Linked DNA regions of Homo sapiens: region 1 is linked to region 2. A link is a loop called in an ENCODE intact Hi-C map of the cell type or tissue named here. Cell type or tissue: A673. All regions are shown on one strand.

Region 1 (8,000 bases), 180 kb before region 2:
AGCAGTTATTTATATAGTCTGGATAGCAATTTTTTATGAGATATATGACTTGCAAATATTTTTTCCCATTTTGTGGATTGCATTTTCACTCTGTGGGTAGTATTTTACAGTGTTTTTGAGGGTATCTCTTTTTATAGTTGTTTTGAGTGGTTGCTCTAGGTGTTGCCTTATACATACAAAATGGATTACAGTATACTACTATTGTTTTACCATGTCAAGTGAAATGTAGAAAATTTACCTTATTTATATACCTTACCCTCCCCATTCATAATACAATTGTATTAAATATTTCCTCTACCTATTAGAGAACCTCATTAAATAATTTTATGATTTTTGCTTCTACTGTTAGCAGTGGCAGAGATCTGAGTTACCCCAAGGTACCAGCAGCCTATCTGTATGGGTCCATGGCAAGTTCCAGAGCAGGAATGGAAGTTTATTTAAAAAGGCCTTAGAATAGGAAAGAAAGGAAGGTGCGCTTGGAATAAAAAAAAAAAGCAGGCACATGAAGTTTAATAGAGAAGGTCAAATGCCGTTTAACCATGATCCTAGGACTTTCGTAAGTTTGCCTCTTTCCCAGGATTCTTCCCATAGGGTGGGCTTTCCGCATGCCCAGTGCTTTCCTTACCCTTTGGAACCGAGCCTGTTCAGTGTGTTTAGGGAGTTATATGCATGCCCAATCTGAGGCTTTCTTCCTTTTTCTGGTGGTGCGTCCCCAGAAAATCATACTTCACCATTTTTGTCTCTTAACATCCATGACCAGGAAGTTGCTTCTCCCTGGAACCTGCATTCAATTAACAGGTGTGGACCATCAGGAAATGGCCTCTCCCTGGCCCTGCCACATTATCATTTTTAGAGAGGCAATGTGGTAACTGCCGAACCATCACCAGACATTTCTAATGGGTGCAGGGAGAGTCAGTCCTCTCCTGTGCCACTCATGCCTGACTACCTGTAATACTGCCGTCAAATGTAATCTTTTTAAAAACCAAGAAGATAATTTTTTTGTTGTTGTTAACCATGTTTTTACCCTTTCCATTGTTCTTTTCTCATTACTGCTATTTAAAGATTCCTTCTTTTATCATTTTCCATCTGTTTCGAAAGCTTCCTTCGGCCATTTTAAAGGATAGATTGGCTGGCAAAAGTTCTTAATTTTCCTTTATTTGAAAATGTCTTGGCCAGATGCAGTGGCTCACACTTGTAATCCCAGCACTTAGAGAAGCCGAGGTGAGCAGATCGCTTGAGCCCAGGAGTTCAAGACCAGCCTGGGCAACATGGTGAGACCCTGTACAAAATTAGCTGGATATGATGGCACATGCCTGTAGTACCAGGTACTCATGAGGCTGAAGTGGGAGGATCAATTAAGCCTGGGAGGACAAAGCTGCAGTGAGCTCTGATTGCACCACTTCACTCCAGCCTGGACAACAGATTGAGACCCTGCAAAAAAAAAAAAAAAAAAGAAAAGAACATGAAAGAGAAAGAAAGAAGAAAGAGAAAGAAGAGAAGAAGGAAGGAAGGAGAAAGAGAAAAAGAAAAGAAGGAAGGAAGGAAAAAGAAAGGAAAGAAGAAAACCAGAAAGAAAGGAAGGAAGGAGAAAGAAAAAGGAAAAAAAAGAAAGAAAAGAAAGAGAGAAAGAGAAAATGTGTGTAACTGAATTTCCATCCTGAAGGATATTTTATGCACATAAAATGTTGGGTTGACTATTCTCTCAGCACTTGAAAAGTGTGCCACTTCCTTCTTGCCTCTATGATTTCTCATGACATTTGAATTGTTGTTCCCCTCTGCTTCGAGTTGGTATTTGAATTTAAAAAATAATAAAATTAAATAAAAATAAAAATAAATGGATTTTGTCCCCTTATAGGTAATGCACCTTTGGCTGATTTCAAGATGTTTTCTTTGTCCTTAGTTTTCAAAAGTGTGATTATGATGTCCTTGTTCTGGATTTCTTTGGGTTCATCTGTCAAGAGTTTCCTCAGCTTCTTGAATCTACGTTTACGTCTGTTGCCAAATTTGGGGAACATCCAGCCATTATTTTTTTGAAATTTGTTCATCCCCACTCTCTTTCTCTTTTCTAAGACTCTGATCACACAAATGCTAGATCTCTTTTGTTATTTTCCAACGGTACCTAAGGCTCAGTTCTTTTTTTTTTTTTCTTCCTGTTGTCCATGTAGGGTAATTTCTACTGTTCTGTCTTTATATTTACAGGTCCTTTCTTCTGTTATCTCCATTCTATTTTTTTTTTTTTTTTTTGAGACCAAGTCTCACTCTGTTCCCCAGGCTGGAGTGCAGTGGCATCATCTTGGCTCACTGCAACCTCCGCCTCCCAGGTTCAAGTGATTCTCCTGCCTCAGCCTCCAGAGTAGCTGGGATTACAGGTGTGCGCCACCACACCCAGCTAATTTTTTGTATTTTTAATAGACATAGTATTTCACCATGTTGGCTAGGCTGGTTTCAAACTCCTGAGCTCAGGCGATCTGCCTGCCTCGGCTTCCCAAAGTGCTGGGATTACAGGCATGAGCCACCGCTCCCAGCCGCAGCTCTCCATTCTATTTTTAGCCATCCAATTTGTTTTCAATTTCAGTTATTGTGTTTTCAAATTTTAAAATTTCCATTTGGTTCTTATGTCTTCTATTTCTTTGCGTAGATTTTCTAATCTTTCATTTGTTGTATGCATATTTATAATTGCTCATTGAAGCATTTTATTATGTCTACATTAAAATCCTTGTCAGATAATTATAAGATTTGTGTCATCTTGGTGTTGGCATCTGTTGCTGTTACGAGATCCTTGGGGTGTCAATTTTCTGGCCTGAAACCTCTGGCCAGTGGTGCCTTTGCCTGAGTTTTGCTCAGGCCTGCTGGGCTCATTCTGCCCACTTGGATTTGCAGGCTGCACTCAGCTCACACTACCAGCATGGATCCCACATCTGCCAAGGGTGAGTCAGGCATGGAGTGGTGAGGGGTGTGTGAGCAAGCATGGGGTCCAGCCACTGCTGCAGTCAGACATGCTAGCTGCTGCAGTGGGGCCAGCAGCTCCGGGTGCTGGCAAGGGCCCTGGCTCTCTGCGAGGCTGTGGCTGGACCAGGCGCACTGCAAGCAGCTTCCCTGGCTAGCACCAGGAAATGCAGTGGTGTCTGGAAGCCTGGAGACGCCAGGCACTGCAGGACCCCAAAGAGGGAGTCACAGTCCTGGCTTGGGGAGCTCCTAGGTCTGGGCTCCCTGAGGAGTCACAGCTCTTCTCTCCTCTTCACCTGCAACATGGCAAGCAAGGGGCATGTTTCAGCCCTGTTTGTGTTATAGCTTTTTTAGCTCCACCATTCGGTGGGTCCCGAGTTCTTGTCCTGTGACCAGGAAGAATGAGGTATGCAGACAAGTGGAGGGTGAGCAAGATGAAGAGGAGCTTTATTGAGCAATAGACAACTTACTGGAGACCCACAGCGGGGTCTGCAGCCAGGGTGTCCCAAGAGTGTTCAGCTCCTAGTAGAGAGGAGGCACTAAAGTGGGTTTCTCTTTTCTGCAAGCAGGTCTTCCAGTCCTCTTCCCAGCTCTCAGTAGAGAGGAGGACTTGGAGTGGGTAGCTCCTCTCTGCAGCTGGTTGTCCTGTCGTCTGCTCAGCTCTGGCTGAATCCAGGGCTTTAATGGGTTCATAAAAGCCCTCAGAGGGGAGGAAGTGTGCACTATTGGTCCATGGGCAGCCATGGGTGACTGGGAAAAGGCACCACAAGTTCCTACTCCATGGGACTGTTAGCCCAGCCCCCAGTCCTCCTTGGCCTGAAGGTGGGGTCTCACCAGGGACCTACCCTCTTCCACCCAGGAATCTGTCTGCCTCCTGCTGTCATTTATGGTATCCTCCCAGACTTTGCTCTGAGATGGGAAGGGGGAACAGCAGGGAGAAGCCAGGCAGTGAGAGCAGGCGCTTTCAAGCCTACGAGGGCAGGGGGGCATTCCCGGGTCCCCAAGAGTGCAGGGATGTCTGAGTCTCCAGCCAGGGTTTGGGTGGCGGCAGCTGCGTGTGGGGTTGGGGGAGGGGGGACAGGACTCCTGCCTGCTCTTCTGAGTGGGAGGCCCAGGTCTGCAGCTGCAGTTTTGGTGGCTGCAGCTGTGCCCTGGAGGACAGGGATCCTGCCTGCTCCCAGCCCCGAAAGAGCGCAGGGAGGCTCGGATCTGCAGCCACAACTTGTGCAGCTGCAGCTCCGCCCAAGAGGGCGGGGCTCCTGTTTCCTCCATGAAGTGGGAGGCCCGGTCTGCAGCCACCGTTTGGGTAGCCGCAGCGGCGCCCAGGGACGTCCTGCCCCAGTTCAGAAGGGGCAGGGCTCCCGCTTGTTCCCTCCGGCTCCACTAAGCATGCAGCCCCAGGTGCCTCCCTGCTGCAGCTGGTGTGATGGTAGTGGCAGACCATCTGGAGCAGCCGCTGCCATCATTGCCTCATTCAAATGGAGGTTTTTCTGGGTTCTTGGTATGACAAGTGATTTTTTTTATTGTATCTTGGACATACTGGTATTATTTTATGATTTTCTGGATCTTACTGAAATTTTATATTTTAGCAGGCCTCCACTGACACCTTGCTAGTGGAGGAAGGAAGGGGACACCATCTTGGTTTTTTTTTTTTTTTTTTTTTGAGGCAGAGTTGCACAGGCTGGGGTGCAGTGGCACGATCTTGCTTCACTGAAACCTCCGCCTCCCTGGTTCAAGAGATTCTCCTGCCTCAGCCTTGCGAGTAGCTGGGATTACAGATGCCCACCACCACACCTGGCTAATTTTTGAAGTTTTAGTAGAGATGGGTTTCACCATGTTGGCCAGACTGGTCTTGAAATCCTGACCTCAGGTGATCCACCCACCTCAGCCTTCCAAAGTGCTGGGATTACAGGAATGAGCCACCATGCGGGGCCTGGACACCATCTTGTTACCACTGGGTGGAGGTGGAAGTCCATGCTTCTCCCTGAGCCTCTGCTGACATGAGGAAAGGTGCCTCATTTTTGCTGGGTAGGGGTAGAAATGTAGACACCCGATTCAGCCTCCACTGCTACCACCGGTATAGGGAGGGGGGCACTGTTGCTGCCAGGCAGGGGTGGAAATCTAGACACCCAGCTCCGCTTCTGGAGACACTGCAGGAAGGCAGAATGGTGCTTCATTATTGCTAGGTAAGGTGGAAGTATAGGCTCCTCATTCAGCTCTGACTGCAGTTTTTGCCATGAAGTTTGGCTGGAGTACTGTAAATGCTGTCAAAAGATTTTCTCTCCTACTAGGCCACCCATTTTCCAGTTCTTTGGCTGGAGAAAGAATTGGGGCTTGGGGGACAGTTTTATCTGCCATATAATAATCAGCTGGCAATTTTAAAAAACAAGCCTCTGGGATTTTAAGTGGGATTGTATAAGCAAAATGGAATAAATCTTTAGAATTCTGATTCTTCCAATATATGAAAATGTTATAACCCTCCATTTGTTTAGGTCTTTAATTGTTTTAATATTATTTACTCGCTTTTAGCATACAGATCTTGCACATCTTTCATTAGAATTAATTTATTTTGGATACTGATGTAAATGCTATAATTTAAGATAACTTATTTTCCAATTAATTTTTTAACAATAATTTATTTTTATGTGTTGATTTTGTATTCAGGTCCTGCTAAATTTATTTGTTCTGTATATTCATTTTGAGGTTTTTTTATTTTTTTATTTTTATTTATTTATTTTTTTGAGACGAAGTCTCCCTCTGTTGTCAGGCTGGAGTGCAGTGGCCCTATCTCGTCTCACTGCAACCTCCGCCTCCTGGGTTCAAGCGATTCTCCTGCCTCAGCCTCCTGAGTAGCTGAGACTACAGGCACCTGCCACCACACCCAGCTAATTTTTGTATTTTTAGTAGAGACGGGGTTTCACTGTGTTGGCCAGGCTGGTCTCGAACTCCTGACCTCATGATCCACCCGCCTCGGACTCCCAAAGTGCTGGGATTACAGGCATGAGCCACCGCACCCGGCCTCATTTTGAGTTTTTTATGTTGGCTGTGAATAATGAAAATTTTGTTTCTTGTTTTCCAGAACTTACATACTTATTCCTTATTGCCTCATTGCACATTGTTAAATATAAATTGTCCAGTTTAATGTTGAATCAAAATAGTGACAGAGGATAAACTCATTTTATTCCATATCTCAAGGGGAAACCTTTTTTTTTTTTTTTTTTTTTTGAGACGCGGTCTCGCTCTGTAGCCCAGGCTGGAGTGCGGTGGTGCAATCTCGGCTCACTGCAAGCTCTGCCACCCGGGTTCATGCCATTCTCCTGCCTCAGCCTCCTGAGTAGCTGGGACTACAGGCGCCCGCCACCACACCTGGTTTTTGTTTTTTTTGTTTTTTTTTTTTGAGACGGAGTCTTGCTCTGTTGCCCAGGCTGGAGCGGGATCTCGGCTCACTGTAAGCTCCGCCTCCTGGGTTCGCGCCATTCTCCTGCCTCAGCTTCCTGAGTAGCTGGGACTACAGGCGCCCTCCACCACGCCCGGCTAATTTTTTGTATTTTTAGTAGAGACGGGGTTTCACCGTGTTAGCCAGGATGGTCTTGATCTCCTGACCTCGTGATCCTCCTGCCTTGGCTTCCCAAAGTGCTGGGATTACAGGCGTGAGCCACCGCGCCCGGCCAGTGGGAAAGCTTTTAATATTTGGCAATAAATATTTTGTTTGCTATGCTTTTTTATAGTAATCTTTTCTCAGATTAATTAAGGAAATACTCTTTCATCACTACTTAAAAAGGTTTCTAAAAAAGTTTTTATTTATTTTGTTTCTATTGCTGCTGAACAAATTCATAGCAAAGATTTTTTTTTTTAAATCCTGAATGGGTATAGCATTTTATCAAATGCTTATTCTCCATCAGTTGTGACAAGTGCATTTTTTTTTTTTAAGTATTTATTGATCATTCTTGGGTGTTTCCCAGAGAGGGGGATTTGGCAGGGTCATAGGACAATAGTGGAGGGAAGGTCAGCAGATAAACATGTGAACAAAGGTCTCTGGTTTTCCTAGGCAGAGGACCCTGCGGCCTTCCGCAGTGTTTGTGTCCCTGGGTACTTGAGATTAGGGAGTGGTGTTGACTCTTAACGAGCATGCTGCCTTCAAGCATCTGTTTAACAAAGCACATCTTGCACCGCCCTTAATCCATTTAACCCTGAGTGGACACAGCACATGTTTCAGAGAGCACAGGGTTGGGGGTAAGGTCACAGATCAACAGGATCCCAAGGCAGAAGAATTTTTCTTAGTACAGAACAAAATGAAAAGTCTCCCATGTCTACTTCTTTCTACACAGACACGGCAACCATCCGATTTCTCAATCTTTTCCCCACCTTTCCCCCTTTTCTATTCCACAAAACCGCCATTGTCATCATGGCCCATTCTCAATGAGCTGTTGGGTACACCTCCCAGACCGGGTGGTGGCCGGGCAGAGGGGCTCCTCACTTCCCAGTAGGGGTGGCCGGGCAGAGACGCTCCTCACCTCCTAGACGGGGTCGCGGCCGGGCAGAGGCGCTCCTCACATCCCAGACGGGGCGGCGGGGCAGAGGCGCTTCCCACATCTCAGACGATGGGCGGCCGGGCAGAGACGCTCCTCATTTCCTAGACGGGATGGCGGGGGGCAGAGACGCTCCTCACTTTCCAAACTGGGCAGCCAGGCAGAGGGGCTCCTCACATCCCAGACGATGGGCAGCCAGGCAGAGACGCTCCTCACTTCCCAGACGGGGTGGCGGCCGGGCAGAGGCTGCAATCTCGGCACTTTGGGAGGCCAAGGCAGGCTGCTGGGAGGTGGAGGTTGTAGCGAGCCGAGATCACGCCACTGCACTCCAGCCTGGGCAACAACATTGAGCACTGAGTGAACGAGACTCCGTCTGCAATCCCGGCACCTCGGGAGGCCGAGGCTGGCGGATCACTCGTGGTTAGGAGCTGGAGACCAGCCCGGCCAACACGGCGAAACCCCGTCTCCACCAAAAAAATACGAAAACCAGTCAGGCGTGGCGGCGCGCGCCTGCAATCGCAGGCA
Region 2 (8,000 bases):
GGTCCTAAAGTGGTGGTCAGAAGAGTATCTTGCCAAGGGGATGTCCTGTTTGGCACAGGGAGATCAACTTTGGGGCACTAAGAATTTGATTCCTGGTAAGGAGGAACTGGGTAGGGAGCTGATAGAAAAGGGACTGGGGTCTGGGTTCCTGGGTCCCTTACGGGGGAGGCGCCACAGTGGGCGTGACCTCATTCATTCAGCCTCCTGCTTACTCCAGGTGGAATGTAACTCAAAACTGGACCCCACCCAGACCTCGTTCCTCAAGGTCAGTAACCTGTTCCTGGGCCCCCGTCCACAGTCATATATCCTCTCTACATGCAGCTGCTAAGCCTCCAGGGCCCGGCATGGGAGCAAATGGGGTGAACGAAGAACAAAACAAAGGGGCTAGAGTGAAGAAGCTAGGGAAGAGAGACCCTTTCCACCTCTCTGCATGGCTCATTTATGTGTGTTTCACTTTTTCTGGGTGGTGCTCTCCTGAACAGATGGCTGACTCCGGAGGTCAGCCCCAGCTGACTCAGGTGAGTGCCGCTGCCGTCCATGGGATGGGGAAGGGACATAGGATACCGGTGGCACTGGGCTCTGCCCTTTGCCACACACCCGGCCCCACAGTGCCGCAGCCTCAGGCTCCAGCTCTTCCTCTAACCTCATCTCACCGTCTCCCTCGCCTCTTCTTACTTCCGCAGCCAGGCAAGCTGACCGAGGCCTTCAAGTACTTCCTGCAAGGCATGGGCTACAGTGAGTATCGGGACAAGAGCTTGCTGCACTAGAGGAGAGATAGGCACTGACGGGGTGGAACCGTTTTAGGTGAATGCCTGGACTCACCGCTATCTGCCCAATCGAGCTCGTTGATCCCCTGGCTTAGTTATAACTAGTCCATAATCCAAGGACCACACCCTGAGTCGCCAGCCCCCCTTCCCCACTTCCTCTCTGACTGCTTGTGCATCGTGCTGTCTCCACAGTGGCCTCATCCTGCATGACTCGCCTGTCCCGGTCTCGTACAGCCTCTCTGACCAGTGCAGCATCCGTTGATGGCAACCGGTCCCGCTCTCGCACCCTGTCCCAGAGCAGCGAGTCTGGAACTCTTTCTTCGGGGCCCCCGGGGCACACCATGGAGGTCTCCTGTTGAATGGCCCTTGTTGCCCTAGAGTGGGACCCAGCCCTCACCTCCCCCAGAGCTAACCTGGGAGGTGCTGAAGGGGCATTGGGCCACCGTAAGCAAGGGAAAAAGGGCAGATCATGCGGGGAGATGACCTTGATCTTTGATTGCTACCCTAACCTTGACCTTTAACCCGTGATTCCCCCCAGCTCCTGGAAGAGATGTCCTAATATCTCTTAGGGACCCAGACCCCTAAATTCTCCTCCTCCCCCATTTTGATGTTAAGGTGGAGAGGGCATATGCATCCTCTGTCCTGATCTAGGTGTCTATAGCTGAGGGGTAAGAGGTTGTTGTAGTTGTCCTGGTGCCTCCATCAGACTCTCCCTACTTGTCCCATATTTGCAAGGGGAGGGGATTTGGGGCTGGGGCTCCATTCACCAAAGCTGAGGTGGCTTCTCATTAACCCTTTAGGACTCTGAAGGGTATGGACCTACGTGAATGTGTGTCAGGGGGAGACTTGCTGGTGGGTTAGTGGTCCTCAGGATGTGATAGAAACATCCAGTGTAAAAAGGAAGTTGGAATGGGAGTTGGCGGGCAGTGAACGAGTGTGGGGAAGGATTGGTGCTGGGGCAACAGGAAGGGGCCTGGGGCCGTTTGGCTGCACTAACTTTGGTAGCTCAGTGTGCATCTAGAGTGGGACTGGGGAGGGAGCTAAGCTTGGGCTGGGCTGCTTGGGGCTTGGCATAGGGTGGAAAGGGCTACCCTGGGGCTCTGACCACACTGTAGTATGTGTGGAGGGTGCCCTCCCGTCTCCCACAACTTCTGCTATAACAATAAACTGTAGAGGAATCTGAGTACCGTTATTATTCTTTGTCTAGGTGTGCCTGCATCATGCTCCTCTTCCTATCTTCTCCCTGTCCACGTCTCATATTCTCTTCTCAAAGTGATATAAACCCTGGGAGAGGGCCTTTGTGGCATAGGCACTTCACAAAATATGACCACATAGAAACTGGCTCTTTTCCAATACAACGGTGTTGCCTTGATATTGTAGTATTTTTAAGCCTGGGAGAGAGGAACCATTTAGATCTTAGGAGACTTCCTTATCAACTATGGGTAACTGAGAAAGGCCACAGGATTTCAGAGATACCACCAACATCACCACCTTTAAGAAAGAATTGAAGAGGCTGGGCAAGGTGGCTCGCATCTGTGATCCCAACACACTTGAGAAGCTGAGGTGGGCAGACCACTTGAGCTCAGAAGTTTGTGACCAGCCTGGGGAACATGGTGAAACCCCGTCTCTGCAAAAAATACAAAAATTAGCTGGGCTTGATGGTGCACACCTGTAGTCCCAGCTACTAGGGAGGCTGAGGTGGGAGGATCACTTGAGCCCAGGAGGTGGAGGTTGCAGTGAGCCACGGTCACACCACTGCACTCCAGCCTGGGCGACAGAGTGAGACTCCATCTCAAAAAAAAAAAAAAAAAAAATTGAAGAAGACTGATGACAGAAGTGCCCAAGGATATCTTGAGACCCACCTTCCTGTAGGATCCTCCCTAGGGGGTCACCTAGATTCCATTTTGGATGTTTTAGTGCAATCAGTAGACCAGGGTGCATGAACTTAACTGTAAGGGGTGGGCTGCTCATAGTTCATTCTGATCTGAAGACTCTTTCAGGAGGGGTGCAGCAAAAAGGAGGATTTATCTTGAGAATTCCTCTTCCCTCATGGAATCCAAGGGATCTGGGAGCTAATTAAGTCTATGTTTGTGGTTTATTAGGAAGCTTTTTCACAACTATGAACAATGAAGAGGAATTCTTATTTTGCAGCTGTTGCAGGCTGATTCTTAGGGTCTTGAGGCACAAGAAGTAAAAATGAGGAGGCACCTTGTAGCATTATTGACAACACTACTGTGATGGACTATTACAAGGTCTTTTGCTAGATTGCTTTACAGAAACTCCACAGGCAATTATACCCTTTCCTCAATGAAACTGAGCTGAGGACTAATGCACTTGATGTCTGGTGCTGACACACTGATTGACATGGAAATAGGATATGGAATATGCCCTTGATTCTTGAGCATTTCATCACTGTCCTTCATAGAACTGGGTCTATTTTAAATGTGGTAGGCCAGGGTCAGAAGGGGAAGCGGAGGTATTGGGTAACAAACAGGGTTATGGAGCTCGCTATTGGATGCTGAGGGTGTTGGGTGACCACACGCAGGGCAGGCAGCAGAGTGCGAAGCACCACACTGAAGAAAAGAAGCGGCATAATTGGAATCAGTGGGGACCAACTAGCTTCTCGGAAAAACACAAGGAAAAGGCAAAAACCTATAACCAGCATCAATCTTTACTGGCAATAGCTGCTGTTGTGTATTATGGATGGGAAGGCAAGTCTTTTCTGCATATCTGCCTACATAGATAACACTGTCAGCAGGGCAATCTCTACAAATGGGAGCACATTACATGTATGTGTAGATAGGTGAGTGTGTGCATACACATCTATCATGTAGGTGGGTGTGTCAAATGGGTGATGACTGTGTGTCTTTCCCATAGATGTCTCTGCATAAGAAATCTGAGTTTGGTAGAGAGAAAGATGCCCTCTGCTGGGAGCTAGTCGTGGGGTGGGGGTTTTGTCCTTGACTGACCTCTCTACTCTGTTGGAGAGCGACGAAAAGCTCAAGAATCAAGAGCATATTCCATGTCCCATTTCCATGTCAATCAGCTAAACATTCCAGTTTAGCCCATGGGGTCACAGTGCCCCCTTGTGGTTGACATGGTTCTTAATAACTTTCCCCAGTTCCCAGGTCCCTTGGTGTTTCCTCGGTCTTACAGCTCCATTGTGCTTTGTGGTTCTGTGTAGTAGCTCTATAGGAAGGAGGTCCTAATATCATGGTTGGCCATTGATCTTGACCATTTTCAAAATTTTCAAGATCAGAGCTGGTCTCCTCTCAGAGGAGAGGAGAGGTGATTTTACAGAAGCAGAACCACAGACTCCCTACTTTTTGTCTCTGCTTCAGGTTTAGGACCCCTGTTTCTCTCTTCCCCTTATTGTCAAGGAACGTGAGTACTTCCCAGACTTTAGGGACAAAATCCCAAGACAGCTAAGAGAAGATTCAATGGGAAAGAGAGTAAAACCGGAACAGAGTGAAAAGAGCCTTATGGTTTCAGCTTGAAAATTCTGGATTTCACGAAGAGATTTTAAAGGGTGAGTCTCTGATGGTACACTGAACCTGCAGTAGGAGGGATGGATGTTAGCCATAAGAGAGTATATGAATGGTAAGGGAAAATACTGGAGTGGGAGACACCACCTTCCTTCCTCTTTTTCCTTCTCTTTCTTCTTTCTTTCCTTCTTTCTTTCTTTCTTTCTTTCTTTCTTTCTTTCTTTCTTTCTTTCTTTCTTCTTTCTTTTTTTCTTCTTTCTTTTCTTTTTCTTTCTTTCTCTTTCTTCTTTCCTTCTTTTTCTTCTTTCTTTCCTTCTCTCTTTCTTTCTCTGTCTTCCTTCCTTCCTTTCTTTCTCTCTTTATCTCTTTCTTTTCTTTTTCTTCTTTCTTCTCTTTGTTTTTTTTCAGATAGGGTCTCACTCTGTCACCCAGGCTGGAGTGCAGTGGTGCAATCTCTGCTCAGTGCAACATCTGCCTCCTGGGCTCAAGCAATTCTCCAATCTCAGCCTCCTGAGTAGCTGGGACCACAGGTGTGCGCCACCATGCCCAGCTAGCTTTTTGTGTATATATAAATATATATATTTTTGTGTGTGTATATATAGATGTGTATTTATGTATATATATGTGTATATATGTATATATAGTGTAAATATATGTGTCTATATATGTGTGTGTGTGTGTGTATTTATTTATTTTTTTGGTAGAGACAGGTTTTCCCCATGTTGTCCAAGCTAGTCTCAAACTCCTGAGTTCAAGTGATCCGCCCGCCTCAGCCTCTCAAAGTGCTGGGATTACAGGCATGAGCCACTGTGCCTGGCTGGGAGACACCACCTTTCTAGAGCAATTTTAGGACTAACTAGAAAGTGAGAGTCAGTTCTGACTAGAGGCCAGGGTATGGTGAGGGCAAATAGTGCCCAGAGCAATGTCATTTGTTTGTACCCTCTCTCCTCACTAACATCAGAATTTCCCACTAATTGGATAAATACATAGTAAAAGTTGAATGTCCTGTGTACTTGACATTCAACAACTGTGAAGACAGTAACAAAGAACACAATTTAAAATTTTTAAAAATCAACAACCAGCATTTTATAAGCATTCCCACACTGGTGCCTGGGGTTTCAGGTGTCATTCCTCTCTGCACCTCTTTGGCTTCCCCCTTGCTAGTGGCAATGGGCTCCCCGCTCAGGTCAGTCAGGGGGAACGTGAGGGTGTCTGGCTGGTTGTCACACTCACACATACAAACCCACTCACACTCTGGCAGCTGTTCCTTGTACCTTATCAGACCAGAGGCAGGAGCAAGGGACTGTTTCTTGCAGTGAGGGTGGCAAGACATTCTAAAATTGTCCTTCAGGGTGAGGTGAAGTGGCACAAACTCTTGTAAGAGTTTGTCTGGAGCTCTTTGGTTTTTGTTCCTGGATGTGTCTTGTCCTTGTGTGTTGATCTCTGACTGACCTCCCACACTACTCCCAAAACTCTGGTTTCTCTCTGATGCTATTCCCCATCTCTCTTTCTTTACACATTGTCATCCTACAACTGCAATATTCAAATCAAACCCTCAGCTTGAAAGCAAAGGAAAGATGAGTTCCAAAGGGTTACTTTAGAGAAAAATGTACTGGTGGCAGAAATGGAATGCTGGCTCTAGGAGGGCAGTTGGAGGTATCGTTGTTCTATATTCTTCCTCTTTAAGTATATACAAAGTACATGTGTGGAGTGGAGAATGAGGGGTAGGGACAGAGGACAGGGATTGGGGAGACTTGAGAATGCTCTACATAAATCCTCTCCTGACTATTCCAATTGGTTTTCCCTCATCCCTTTTCCCATCCTGCACGTCCTTCCTCTGATTTTTTTTTTTTGGAGACAGAGCCTCACTCTGTTGCCCAGACTGGAGTGCAGTGGTGCAATCTCAGCTCATTGCAACCTCCGTCTCCCAGGCTCAAACAATCCTCTCACCTCAGCCTCCCAAGTAGCTGGGACTACAGGTGTGCACCACCATACCCAGCTAGTTTTTTGTATTTTTTGTGTGTATATATATATTTTTTATTTTTTTTTGTAGAGATGGGGTTTTGCCACATTGCCTGGGCTGGTGTTGAACTCCTGAGCTCAAGCGACACGCCTGCCTTGGCCTCCCAAAGTGCTGGGATTACAGGCGTGTGCCACTGTGCCTCGCCTTTTCCTTCTTTTTTTATTTTTTCAGCTCTCACCATTCTAGTTACCATTTGTTATAAGCTATCTCTTAGGGCTGAGTGAATCAAGGCTTACTCCTGAATCAGGTTTGCAGTCACCATGCCCTGGGCATCTCGGCTCTCCTTCCTGTCCTAGGGTTCTTATGCCTGTTCTTATTCCAGCCTTTCTTGTTTTAATCTCATTCAGAAATCACATTCATCTTCTGCTTCCGTATAACCCTCTCTGGCTCCTTGCTGGGAATTCATATCTTCTGAAAACAATCAAAAGGTTATTTCAGTTTCCTAGTCCTGATGTTCTCCCTGATATTCTCTACATGAGCCATTCTCTAGTTTTATTCTAGCTCTTGAAACAATATGGTTCAAACTAAAGATGGTTCTGTTCCTGGTTGGTAAGAATTTTGGAAAAAGGAAAGGAAATAGCCATGGAAAGGAAAGAAAGCATTGATGGCTGAGGACAGAGGAGACTAAAGCAGGAATCCAAGGGCTCCTGGGATAGAAGGAGGCAGAAAGTTCAGGACTCATCCACCTATGCCTGACATATCCCAAGCTCTACCTCATTTACCTCAAATGCCGGTAGAGACCCAGAACATGGTGAGGAGCTCCAACAGTCTAATGTACTTCTCCTTAAGTCTCCTTTCTGCAGCCATACAAATCCTCTGTACTAGAAATAGCTCTCTAGCTTTCACATACATTTGTACCTTTCAATTCACCCCTCCCAAAGTCCTAGCAAGATCACTCAAGTTGAAAGTAGCAGAGAATGGATGGTATGTGGAACACCTGCTTGCCCCTTTACATCTGGGTATTATGCTCTGTGCCCCATGAGGCTTACCTGGCTGCAATGCACCAACAGAGATTTTTGTCCTCTGGCTTCTGTTTGGGTTTGGCAGGAGATCAAAGAGTAGGAGAGTAAATTTTTTCCCCTGGTTCCTCCTTGTTGGGTCCCTGCAAGTTGGCTGCATCCCTCCACCAAAGGCCACAGCTCGTGTTGGATGGCCCTGTCTAGTTTCTGACAACTGCTCCCTTCTCTTCAGCCTAGGTAATAGCATTGTTTTTATTCAGTCCCAGGGTGTTGCCCCATGATTTGTTGCTTTGTTCAAACCCACACCTTCCTAAATACTCCCTTTATTAATATCACCTCAATCATCTAATGTACTATCTGCTTTCTTCTGGGATCCTAACATATAGGCTGGGGAGATGGGAGGATGTGGTAAGGAAAAGGTAATGAGGGAGAAGAGAATCTATACATTGAAGTTTTCTTAGAATCACGGAAACATGGGCTTGAAACCCAGCTAGCTCTGTGATCAAATTATTTAACTTTTCTGAATGCCAGTTTCCCTGGACTTACTGTGGAGATAATGTCTACCTGTTGAGGTTATGAAATATTGAGTTTATCAGGTACCTTCAGGCATTTGTTCATCCATTTACATTCCAAGCCCCCAGGGATTGTGGATTGTCTAAGGAAATTATTGCTTTCTAGGAGTTTCAAGTAGTCTTTGACTAGAACTAGAAGCAACAAATGGGAGTGTGTAGCTGTGTGGTATTTAGCATTCTATACACAGGGGGTC

What was found. Peaks named below come from ENCODE experiments on the same cell type or tissue, not always from the same donor. Only the 100,000 strongest peaks of a DNase experiment are listed, where the experiment ranks them.
Region 1: it touches region 2 in a loop (2.2-fold over the local background); 1 of 110 quality-filtered maps calls a loop at or near these places.

What each region holds. Positions count from the first base shown.
Region 1 is chr14:21,188,345-21,196,344 of GRCh38, reverse strand. No RefSeq gene overlaps it. Among named protein-coding and RNA genes, the nearest start is that of LINC00641, 15 kb to the left of the region's middle. RefSeq lists an enhancer at 3,016-3,516. In A673, no CTCF peak of the experiment used is centred here; a DNase peak (open chromatin) is centred at 4,204; H3K4me3 peaks cover 882 bases.
Region 2 is chr14:21,010,722-21,018,721 of GRCh38, reverse strand. NDRG2 (NDRG family member 2) reads left to right here. Exons shown (of 16, transcript NM_001320329.2): 13 at 218-265; 14 at 483-518; 15 at 684-735; 16 at 960-1,950. The coding sequence ends at 1,126. Among named protein-coding and RNA genes, the nearest start is that of MIR6717, 8.7 kb to the left of the region's middle. In A673, CTCF peaks have their summits at 3,657 (motif pointing left) and 3,857 (motif pointing left); a DNase peak (open chromatin) is centred at 3,841.